Regions from separate parts of the Homo sapiens genome. Here region 2 is linked to region 1. A link is a contact called in ENCODE Hi-C or POLR2A ChIA-PET data. All regions are on one chromosome and are shown on one strand. Each heading gives the region's core, a stretch centred on a gene start or an enhancer-like site at or near the end of the contact. The rest is flanking DNA. Distances are from core to core; before and after follow the strand shown. Region 1 has its middle 85 kb from the start of LINC00593. Region 2 overlaps LOC101929129 (a long non-coding RNA gene).

Region 1 (6,277 bases), core at 97-2,596:
GCTAAGTAAATACAAATAGATTAGTGAGCACAACATATTTCAATGGATTTAAATCTCTGGTTAAAATACAGAGATATCAAATTGCATTTTAAAAAATTCCAGCTCTATATTGTTTATAAGACATTAGGTAAATCATAAGAACACTGAAAAGTTGAAAGTAAAAGGATAGAAAAAGTTGCCATGAAGAAAAGCAGAGTTGAGAGATCGAGGAAAAGAGATGTTTTTGATAGCCTCAGCTGACCTCAGAATCCAGCCTTTACTGCTCGATGATCCAGTTATGTGAATCCTCAAATATCCCATTCCTTCCTGCCATTTTGCAAGCTTGTTTGAGTTGGGTGTTTTCACTTGCAGCCAGAAGATGACCAACCAATGCAGAAGTAGACTTGCAGCTCAGGATCCTGATTACTCTAAGAAGGGTAAGGTGAGAGTCATGTCTTAGAAGAATTCATCTGGTAATGAGATGAAGAGGGGATTGGAGAGGGGAAAAGCTGGAAATGGGCAGTGGACAAGGCAATCATGCAGGCAAGCAGCGAGGAGAGCTGTGCTAAGGAAGTGCCAATGAACCTGGAGAAGCGACAGGAAGGTTTCCAGAAGCCTGCTTTGAACGTTTGATTTGTCTAACCTTAAAAGTGTTCATTCATACAGCTCTTGAGAGCATGCTAGGGTTTGTAAGACATTAACTGAGGGGCTTCTGTGTCCTGAGGTGAACATTTTGAAAATATTTCCAGATGCTCAGCCAACTCAACAAAAATCATTAAAAAACCAAACCAACCAACCAAACAAACAAAAACAATAATAGCAGGAATACTCTGGCCACATCTTAGATCAAAGTGATAAGGATGTCTGAAAATCTTTAACCCAGAGACAAGAACTCAGTAAATATAAATAACGATATGATTTGCATCTTAGACAAGTTGAATTATGTATTTCTAGGCAGAAACCCAGGAACACTGGTGTCTGCAAATGGGACACACAGGGATATAGCTACATTTCTGTGCTTCCTTTTTCTTACATGTTAAGTGAGGCAACTGGACCAGCTCTCTAGCATCACTTCTCGTAGAGTTTATGGGTTTTTTCATTTAATTTTTTCGAATGTTGGGATACCTGGGTAGACAGGTATGTGTGGTTCCTTCTGTGCCTCCGTGTATGTGTGTGCATACGTGTATGTGTGTGAGATCAACAACCATATGTGGGCCTGTGTTTTCCTCTCACTGTCTAGCCATGTCTCTTGCTGTCAGCTTGCATGTGTGTTCATAATCATTTGTTTGTTTCTTCCTCCCTCTCCTCCTCCTCTCGCTGCTTCCCCTTTTTACTCTGCCCCGAAACTCTGTGAGATGCATGAACATTTCTCAGTTATGTGATGTTCTCAGCAGGAGGATGGAGCCAAATAATGGTGTTTCTAGTTATTACTCTGATGAATCACAGGGGAACAGCCTTCACCAAGGTAGAACGGCTTGCATAAAATATGTTCATTCAATTAAAAAAAAGAAATTGAAAAATAAGATACTGCCAACATGGGGCACTGAGTTATGTAGGGTTTATGCAGCATTTAATTTGCAATTCAAGCAAGAAACACACCAGAGAGGCACCTGTGAGGAAGCTCCCTGGAATGGGGGGAGGGGTTCCCACTGTCAAATAAAAACCTTATGCCTCAGATGAAGTTTCTGGAATATGGAAGAGGGGAGTGTAGATAGTTCCTGGGTTCCCCCAAGCTAGTCTAAGCAATGGATTCTATGCTGGAGATACTGTGGCCCCTAATAGTGAGAACTGGCTGGCTTGTGACGTCTACAGCCTAAGTGGCCATGTTTTGCACCATTTGAATCCCTGCCCCACAACCTCAGCTGATCAGCTCAGGCACTGGTACTTGACCCAAAGACACCAGCCTGACCTGGGAGGTGGCCTGACACAGGAATGACAAGCCAGGCCAATCGGATTTTGTCTCTCTCTGACTTCTGGCACTTCACTTGAACCTGACATCAAGAAACATGAAGAGACCAGAGCAGTTAACAGTGGAAGCTATGAAGGAGAGCAGGTCATGGTGACCACAGACAAATTGAAAGTAAGAGGGAGCAGAAAGTGGAAAAGGCAGAAGATGCAAGTTAGGAGACAGAGGAGGGTCTGAGCAGAGGCTCGGGGAGAAGCAGAGATCTCATGTGGCAGGCAAGACAGCGCGGCCCAGGAGGGAGGTGGTGGGAAGAGGTATGTGCCGGGCATTGCTTTAGAAACTGGGAAAGAGACAAAGGTCTCTCTCTTCGTGGAGCTGATGTTTTAGTGGGCTGTCCCTGAGGGGCTGCTGTGGTCTACACCTTTGACCTGTATGACCACATTTTGTATCATTCCCTGTCCATTTCATTTTCCTCAAGCCCCAAAGGATTGAACCTTGGGAATATCAGCTCCTACCCACATGGCAAGATTTGGTTGCAAGCAACAGAAATGAACCTTGGCTAACCTAAGCAAAAGAGGAATTTTAAGGGTCTTGGAACTAGGAAAGATATGAAGGTAGCTCAATAGCATTGATGGGGTTTCATGAATCAGGCCTCTCTCACTCCACCCCTTTCTCACTTTTGCCTGCTGGGCTTGCCTACCTTCTGCAGACAAGACCACACATGGCAGGGAAAATATTCACCATCAACCCCTGCTCACACTATCCCAGCTCAGGATCCCCAGTAAAGAGAATAATCCTAGGGAAGATTCTGATTGGCTGGGCGTGGGTCAGTTGCATCCCCAGACCAATCACTGTTGCCAGAGGAAATTAGCCAGCTCAACCTATCTAGACACCTGTGGCAAGAGGAGTAGGCACCTTCACAAGATTAAAAGAGCTAGAGGAAGAAATGTGAGAGGCAGCAACAGCAGTAGTTACCATAGTCTAATGTCAAAAAAGAAAACCTCAAATAGCAGAGGCCGGATTTGGCCCCAGGCCCCATCCACATTACTGGTCTTCCAGGCCCTTGGAGAAGGCATTTTAGACCATGTAACTTTGAGTCTATTTACTAATCACCTCTGAGAAGGGGGCTGCTGGGATACATTAGGATAACTCGATTGTAAGATTTTAATGACATAAGATCAAGACCTCGGGAGGCCTGAGCCCTGCAGTCGATCAATTCACATACCTTTCACTCAGGCCCAAGTGACTGAAAATCATTTTGCTCCCCGAGCTCTTAAAGGTCAGGAGTTGGATGCCTCAAGAAAATCTCTTTCTCTATCACAGGAAACCTCTTGCATTTAGTGTTCTGTCAATCAGGGCCACCCCAGGAGGCCTTAGAAGGGGAGTGCAGAGAAAATGTGGCCTGTGTTCCTTTCTTCCTTTTTTTCCTTTTGGCTAGGCTGGTGCATGTGTGTGAGTGTGTGGTGTGGGGATGCTGGTTGGGGAGAGAAGCCCCGGTTCTCAGAATTCACTTATCCTCTCCCAAGCTGTTGCATAGTGCCTGGTTTAACTCTCAGAGCAATGAAGCCATTTCTGTCCCTCAAAACAAGCCTGCTTCAGTTTGTGTCAGTTTTGAGGGGAGACAGAAAAAAACTAGGGTCACCACTGAGATGAGGACACCTCCCCAGTCCACTCCAACACCCCAGTCATCTCCTCAAGAAATCCCTCTTCTTCAAATTGGCTCCTGTAGTTCAGGGCAGGTGTCCAAAATGCAAATGAAGCCTCAGTGCCTCCGTGCCCCAGCTTGGCAGGGACTCTGAAGCTATGTGACCCTCTCTGCTAACTGGCCTGCAGCTTAATGACATGCAAATGGGAGGGACACAGTCTGTCAAACGGGGCCTAATCCCTTTGTTCCTACCTGCCAGCTGGGCAGCCTTTTCTAAACCAGTTTTGGCTGGGAGGACAGCTGCGAGGTGCTGATGGGGAGGCTGGGCCACGCAGAGCTGGTTGCCTGGTAGCCACAGGCAGCACTGGGGGCCTCAGGTGGCGGATGAGCCCTCAGAGCCCCCACCATGAAAGTAGGGGTTCCTTGGCCTCTGTGTTCACATCCTGGGGTCCTTGAGCCTCCCAAAGATTTGTAATTCTAAGGGAAGCATGTGACCTTGAGCAGGGGCCCTCTCTGAGTCTCAGTTCCCTTGCTTTTAAAATGAGGCAGCTGTTATTGATGACCCCCATCTCCAACCCAGCCTGAACAGCTCAGTTCTTTCTGTCTTATAAGTTGGGGTTCTAAGCAAAAAAAAAAAAAATTAAAGATTCATCTGCTAAAATAAATGCTTGAAAGCCATTAGATTCAGTGATCTGCTGTGCCCTTTCCATCTCTAGCAGGCTGGAGCTGCTGCTTGCCTCACAGAGATCTTGTGAGATAGGCAAGCCCAGGTAGCTCCATCTCTCCATTTCACAGATGGTAAAACTGAAGCCCAGAGAGGAGGAGTGAGTTTCTCTGAATCACACAGCCAGTTTGTGTCATGCAGAGACCAAACTGTATTCTACAGATCCTAGATGGGAGTTCTCTCTGCTGAAACTCACTGCATAAGATGCAAGGTAGGGTCAGAAAAAGAAAGGGCCCTTGGTGGGTTTCGGCCCTGGCACTACAGGTCTATAAGCATGTCTGAAAATTTACTCCTCAGATTTGGTGGATGACGACCATGAAGCCAGTGCTGACGTTGGTTTCTTGGCCAATTGTGAGTGCATGTATAGCTGCGTGTGTGTGTGTGTGTGTGTGTGTGTGTGTGAGTGATAGGATGATTGCCTACACAATGTTCTTCTTAACAGCATCCTGTGGACCAAATGCCATCCTTGCCATGCCACCTGACACGGTCTTGTGTGCATTCAGCCAGTGTTTACTGAGCACCTGCCTGGAGCTTGGCACGGTGAAGAGGACTCTGTCCTTGCCACCAGGTCGCCTGCAATCCAGTGGGGGAATCTGCACACATCTGACATCTCTGAGCAGGGCTGTCCTTTTGGGCCTTGGTTGTCAATTCCAGTTTATTCCCCCACCGCTCGCCGCCCACCACCACTCCCCCTGACCCCCACCACTCCCCCTGCCCCACAGGGCAGCCTATTCCTTCCTCAGATCTGAGGTGTATAAAATCTGGGCAGAGGTGGTCTCAGTTGAATACTCCTGTGCCTCATTCAGGTTCATGGAGGTTCCCACTAATTTTGCGAGGCTCTGGGTGAGGACTGTCACTCACCAACTCATTTAATCCTCACGACAATGCTTTTAGACAGGGATAATAATTATTCCCATTATGTATCTGAGAAAACTGAGGCTTAGCAAGAAGAGAAAATGCCATGATCGAGACCAAGCGGCTAATAGGGAACAGAGGAAGGAGAATAAGGGGGATTGCTTTTATAATGACAAACCCATGGTTTTCTCAACTACATCCAAGTCTTCCTTTAAAAAGATCTCTGGGGAAAGGTTAGCTAATGACCACAACTCCATTGTTATATTAATAACCTAATGGAGGCCACTTGATGGAGCAGAAAGATCACCAGGAAGATGAGGTTGGAGCTTCCACTCCCTTAGTGGCCACTGTAGGCCTGGAAGATGTCATCTCATCTCTCCAGGACAAGAAGCGGTTGGGCCAGCAACATTGGGAATTCCTTCCCAGCTCCGGCCCTCCAGCGTGCCAGGAATTTCTCAGGCTCCTACCAGGCCCTTGGTTGAATTATAGTTCATCAGGCTTTGCAGAAAACGAAAAACCAGCTAATATTTGCAGACAGCCAGGAATTTGACTATTTTCTAACTAAAGCCGAAGATGCCAGAGGGGATATTAAGTATCTGTGGGATTTATTGATCTCTCAGTCCCAGGCTACTTGGGAAACAATTAGAGGTCAATACACAACAAAATGAAATTTGCAGCTGTCAGATCAACCATTTGGAAACATTCCCTTGCCCTTTTACCTCTATTTTCTGTCAAGAGAAATCGTTCTCGGGTACAGAGCCGACGTTGGGGCTGAGGAGCCATGCACTGTGCTTGCAGGGAGGGCAGCCTGAGATGCCAATTAGCTTGGCCCTGCTGAGAGGGCCCTGGTCTGGGAGACTGGGGTCCCGCTCTGACCTGCTACTTACTCTTTGTGGGATCTGGGACACGTCACCCCATTCTCTGGGTTTGGCTGGGATTTTTCCTCATCTGAAAAATCCCACCCTGAGTCTAAAACCCTCTCCTTGTTGTCTTCTTGCTTAGCTTCAGCTGCAAATGATTTTATGTGAAATCTGCCTCCTTAAAACCACTCTGAGTTATAAAAGAACACATTTAGGTATTTATGGTCTCCTTCCCTTTCTTAACCCATTTTCCTTCCCCCGGCATCCTGTCCTACCCTTCACCCTGGGCTTAGCTTGTGCCCAGCCAA
Region 2 (5,445 bases), core at 642-3,141, 93 kb before region 1:
CTTTCACGTATCAGTGCATCAAGTTCTCATGCTCAGTTTTACCCCCATGAGGTGAGAAAATGGAAACCCCAGAAGAGAAAACAGAAACTCAGAGTTACGACCTGTCCCGAGTCACTCAGGCAGCAATGGCAGGGCTGGGGTTAGAACCCAGGAAGGTCTGTTTCCTGAAGCCCCGGGTGTTCCCATGTACCACATGGCCCTCCACTGTATGAGAGCTTGCAGGCTTCACAAACAGCCTCTCAGCCTGCTGGAGGTGTCCAGCCTGAAGCCCAGAGCCCTTGAAGGATCTTTGCCCATGTGATGTTGGGGGATCACCCAGCCAGACCCCTGCCCTGCGTTCCCTCAGCTTTCTGGGGAGGATGAGAACATCTGAAGTCAATCGCATTCTAACAACACAGGGTTTCAAAGATAAAGATCAAAGGCAGAGGAGGTCAAAGAAACCAATGTCAGATTCCCCCCAGATTAAAGCAAAAGGAGCCGCACTCCCTGCAGGCTGAAGTCTCCAGGACGCCTGCCTGGAACCCGAAAAACTTCTCCAGCCTAGACTCTCAGCATCTGTCAGCTAGTGCTGTGGTAACAGAGGGCAGGTCACAGATGGACAGAGTCACACAGAACGGGTCAGGGAGTCCTGAGAGGGAGAGAGAGAGAGAGGGACAGAGATGGAGAGAGACACACAGGGAAAGCAAGACACAGCGAGCCAGACAGAGATGTTCAGAACGAGGCAGAGAAGAGAGACAGAGAGAGAGAGAGAGAGAGAGAGAGAGAGAGAGAAAGCAAAACAGAGAGCCACAGATGCAAAGTGAGGTATCGAGGCATAAAAATAGTGTCGGAGTAAAGCAGAGGCCAAGCCAGGCTGGGAGAAATCCTGAGCGCAGGACAAGGCTGGCCCCGGAGGCATCAGTGTGCTGTTGTGCAGGCAGAACTTTCCACTGATCACACCCCCTGCCCGTCAGCCCATCCTTGATCTGCCGTCCTTTGCCTCCACGTGGAGGCTGGCCTGATGTCTAGATGGAAGGCCGAGGCTCCCAGGCAGAGGCTGGCAAACAACCCACCAAACAGGCTGGAGGGGCCCCCTGGGGGTCAGGAGGGCTGCGGGGACCTGGGTCCTCAGGCCCCTTAGAGACTGGAAGCCTCCCACCCCCTACTCTGCTCATGGCCTGGCCAGACCTGCAGGGCCCCCATGGTCCCAAGCCCTCCCGCTGTGGCCTGTGCCTTACTTTCTCCCCTCTCCCTGTGTGCACCAAACTTGTGAAGCCCAAACCAGCCTTCCCCTCCTCCAAGAAACCCACTGGGATTTCTCCAGGCTTCTTTTGTCTGCATTGCAGCCTCATGGTTCAGTGATGCAGTGTTTGTGTTCTAAATGCCGTGCACAGAAGTTCTGTGTTCCCTCTTTCCATCTCGATGTCAAATCCTCTTCCCTTTCCTCTTCCCTCCCCTCCCCACCCAGGCCTCATGGCATGTGCACTAAAAGGCTTCCATGAGGTTCTGAAATGTGCTCTTTTCATTCAGAGAGTGCTCATTCCTTGACTGCCTTCAGCTGATCCTCAGTTCGGAGGGTAGGAAGCAGAGGACAGCGTCGTGCCCAGCCGACCGGGGAAGGAGGCCCAGGCAGGAAGCTTGTGGAGCTAGCAGAGCAGGTCTGAGGCAGGCTCAGCTCTCAGCCTTTTGTTATGGACTGCCCCCTGCCTCCAGCCTCTCTTCCTGAACCTCACTCAGGGCAAGAGTTGAGCATCTGCATTAGGCGGAGGCGGGGTTATTCCACCTTGCTGGCCTGGCTCAGACCTAAGAGCCTCATCCCCACGGGCCCAGCCTGCAACCTGGCCTGAACCTGCTCTCTCACTTCCCTTTCTCAGTGGTCAGCACCTGCTGAGCTCCCCACACCCTTGTTCCCACCCCTGCCAGGCACACCCTCTTCCTTTCCCCAGAGGCCTCCTTCTGGGCTGGTCCTGCTTGGCCAAAGCCAGAGGCAGGGCTACTCAAAGTCCAGTGGGGGGAGAAATGTGAACCCACAACCCACCCAGAAGGAGTGAGAGCCAGGCCATCGGGGACCCCCACATTCGCAGCAGTAGTTTCCCCACCAGACTGAAGTGTGTCTAGGGCTGGGGCCATGCCTGCTGGTCTCTGTATCTCCCAAGCCTAGCCCAGGACTTGGCACTTAGTGGATGCTTGGACAATTGCTGAGCAGGTGAAGAGGGTCCAGGCAAAAGACTGAAGCCCTGACAGCTTCGAGCTTCCCTGCCTTCCTTCCTGCCATCATGATGCCAATGACAAAGTGATGCAAAATAAAAATATCACTGAGCAAAGCACGAACAGCGTCACAGCTGATACCCACAACAACTCTGGTGCCCAAGGCACAGGAGGCTTGGTGACTTTCTCAAGGTTCCCCAAGCCAGTGAGTGGGGAGGGCACAGTTGGACTCTGAGTGTAAGCTCTTGGGCACACTGCTGGACCCCAGGAGAGGCGGGTTCTCACAGCTCCCCTGTGACCTGAGGTGAGTTCCATTTCCCCTCCGAGCTTCAGGCTCCTCGTGTGTGAAATGAGGTCTGAACTCCTTGGGTTCTTCATTCCCTTTTCTCGGTTAACATTTCCTAATAATTTAAGGGAATGAGATCACCTCCACCTCCCTTGATTAAGATTCATGCAATAGTTCGAGGCAAGACTCCTACCTTCAAAGATCTTACAGTATAGTGGGGGTGAGACATAGTCTATCTAATATTCAGACAGTGGGGCTGTGGAAGCCTCAGGGAGGGGAACTGGAGGCCTTCCTGGAGGAGGACGGGATGGGGTGGGCCCGCAGGGAGGAAGCATTTGCCCTGTGGATTTGTCAGGAGGGGAGGGGTGGGTGTGAATGGGAGTGTAGTTGAGAGGAAGAGTGCAGGAGGAGGACACCGGCCAGCTGGAATGGAGAAAGCCATGAGTTTCTAGCAATTTCCTTTTCCAAGCCCCTCTTGCAAGTGAGCATCTTTAATTTATTAAGGGACTGATTTGAAATCATCCTCCCTCTCTCCCTGCCCACACTCCACCCTCCACTGCCTATATTTCCCCTGACCATAAATTTCTTTTTAATGACAGTTTAGAAAATGAGCAAATCTCTAGTGACACTTTTATCACCCCCAGGATACTTTTAATAAGAGGTTTCGGTAGATTGCATTCTGGGAGTGGGGGGAGGGGGAAGGCAAGACGGTAGCTTCACCAACCTGCGCAGAGCTGTTCTCCCCGGTCCCAGCCCTGCAGCCCCCAAAACCACCCCTCTCCACCCCACCCCTACCTGGAGGCACCCCCTGACCTAGGACTGCAAATCCCTGGGTTCTAGCCCCCATGCTGACAATCCACTCACCTCGTAGCCTTGGGCACATCCCTTTACTCCTCCTCTCCCTCCCTCTCTCATCTGTAAAATCTTGCCTATGTGCAAGAGATAATTAGTGCAGACCTATTAATAATGGTTAAAAGCAATTAGCTGCCGACACTTGGTGCCACACCTAGTTACTCAGACTGGCAAATCGGGCCCCAGAATATTTCTCAAACTACAAACAGGGCCAGCTCAACTGGATTTGAAAGCATGGCTCTAACCACTCCACTGGTCACTGGGAAGTGTGTGTTGCAGGCCTCTTTTTGTGCTCACTCTATGTTAGATGTGAATGTACTGGAAAATCCATGCGGCACCTAAAATGTGATGTCTCCTTCAAGAGTTTTCAAATGAGCTGGGCAAGCAAGAAAAGCTGCCCAGAATAAGGTTGTGTCGGAAAGATAGCCTGACAGGGCTAGGAACAGGGTGGGGCAGCACAGGGGCGGCCCATGATGGATCCCTAGAAAGGGGAGATTTATGACATGGGATTGACTGGGAAGGGGAGGATCTAGAGGGAACTGTCACAGTTCAGGAGTAACAAAAATGCTGAACAGAAGCCATGAGCAAGGCCTGGGAAAGAGGGCCATTTAAGGAAAATCAACAGGATTTGGGGGCTGGCTGGATATGGGGCATGTGAGCCTTGAGGTTTGGAATAAAGGCAACGGGAGGTTCACAAAGAAAGGCAACCCTGGAAGATGGCAGTCCATCATTGAGTGACCTGTAAAATGATTCGGTCCATTTTAAAACACACAGAAAAAAAAATTGTTTTCTTTAAGAAACACACTGTTGAGGGCAATTTGAATTACAGTTAGTCTGGGAAAGGTGACTCAAGCCTGTAATCCCAGCATTTTGGGAGGTTGAGGTAGGAGAGAGTCACTTGAGCCTAGGAATTCGAGATCAGCCTGGGCAACATATTAGATATATATTAGAGACCCTGTATATATATATATAAGGCATATATATGCTTAAAAAACAAAGAGGGGTTAAAAGTTAACTGAGTAAAAAAGTAATTTGGGTGATCTGCGTGCTTAGGGATCTTGACATTTACTGAGCACCTACTATGTGCCATTCACTGTGCTTTGCACTTTGAGGAGCTGGTGCACTGGAAGAGTTTATTGCTGTGTACAACTTTCTAAATGAGAGCTATCCTGCTTCTTATCTTTGTTATTGAGCAGAAATCATTATGGCCATGGATAGGAAATGAACATTTAGGGCATAGAAAATAATGATAGTAGCTAATAGCTCTTGAGTACTTACAAGGTGCTAGACAGTGCTCTAAGTGTTTGCATGTGTTAATTTGTTTAATGTCACAAAAATCCTAGAAGGTAGGTGATATTATTATCAACCTCATTTTATAAATGAGAGGTTGAGTGCCTCTCCCAAGGCCACACAGTAACTGCCAAGTCAGGGTTTGAACCTGGTAGCCTGACTCCAGTGCTCACGAATTCAACTACACTCCAGACAGCAGCATCTTGTCTGTTTCTAACCCTGAAGAGGAGTCAGTAGCAGTGGGGGTGACTTTAGAGAAGGTTCCAAAGGGTCCCCTGAGAGCAGACTGTCTCTGAAGACAGGAAAGTCTTGAGGGGAACCGATGTGAAGTCTGGATTATCAGTTTCTCACCACACAAAGATGCAGGAGAAAAACCTGGGGGGCTTTAACTGCCTTTCTCAAAGGGCTGCAGGCAGGGGCCCGAGGGTATGCCTGGCTCATAAGGTGTTCCTGGCCTGGAAGCAGAGCTGGCACCAGGAAACAGAAGTCTGGAGAGGGAAGATTAAATTCCATTTAACCTTGAATTGGAGACACATACACTGAAAGAGAGGTGGCTCTCGTTCCGTTTTTTCTTTACATTTGCTCTAAGTGTATTTGAAAAGGCCTGAACACAGGACAGAGGATGACACAGGAGTGAGAAGCTATAGTTTTGCTACCCAGTGTCTGCAGGGTGCTGGGCACACCACTGGCCTTGCTGAACCCCGGTCTCCTGGCCTGCGAAATGCAGCAAAGCATCTTTATCTCAGAAAGCGGGGAGCCTGCAACGTGTTTAGCTCCTGGCCCAGATTTGGCCTTCCGTATTCTGTAATTGGTAGCTATTATTATTATTA

The links. A loop is a pair of places that touch in the nucleus more often than their neighbours do. ChIA-PET counts read pairs that join two places held with the same protein, here RNA polymerase II (POLR2A). Pooled maps may share reads with other maps.
Region 2: a map with no recorded cell type shows a loop between it and region 1 (4-fold over the local background). The contact joins two enhancer-like sites. A Hi-C loop is called at or near these places in 3 of 37 single-sample maps with no recorded cell type and 3 of 50 pooled maps. POLR2A ChIA-PET finds 5 or more read pairs at or near these places in 2 of 52 experiments (H1 and activated naive CD4-positive, alpha-beta T cell).

What each region holds. Positions count from the first base shown.
Region 1 is chr15:69,917,465-69,923,741 of GRCh38, reverse strand. No RefSeq gene overlaps it. Among named protein-coding and RNA genes, the nearest start is that of LINC00593, 85 kb to the right of the region's middle. RefSeq lists enhancers at 3,110-3,732, 3,733-4,356. Within about 2 kb of position 1,346, at least 2 of the 41 ENCODE cell types and tissues checked have a DNase peak (open chromatin) inside an H3K27ac peak, as active enhancers do.
Region 2 is chr15:70,011,462-70,016,906 of GRCh38, reverse strand. The region is part of intron 2 of LOC101929129 (a long non-coding RNA gene); the gene reads left to right. Among named protein-coding and RNA genes, the nearest start is that of MIR629, 65 kb to the left of the region's middle. RefSeq lists enhancers at 46-95, 1,502-2,005. Within about 2 kb of position 1,891, at least 4 of the 41 ENCODE cell types and tissues checked have a DNase peak (open chromatin) inside an H3K27ac peak, as active enhancers do.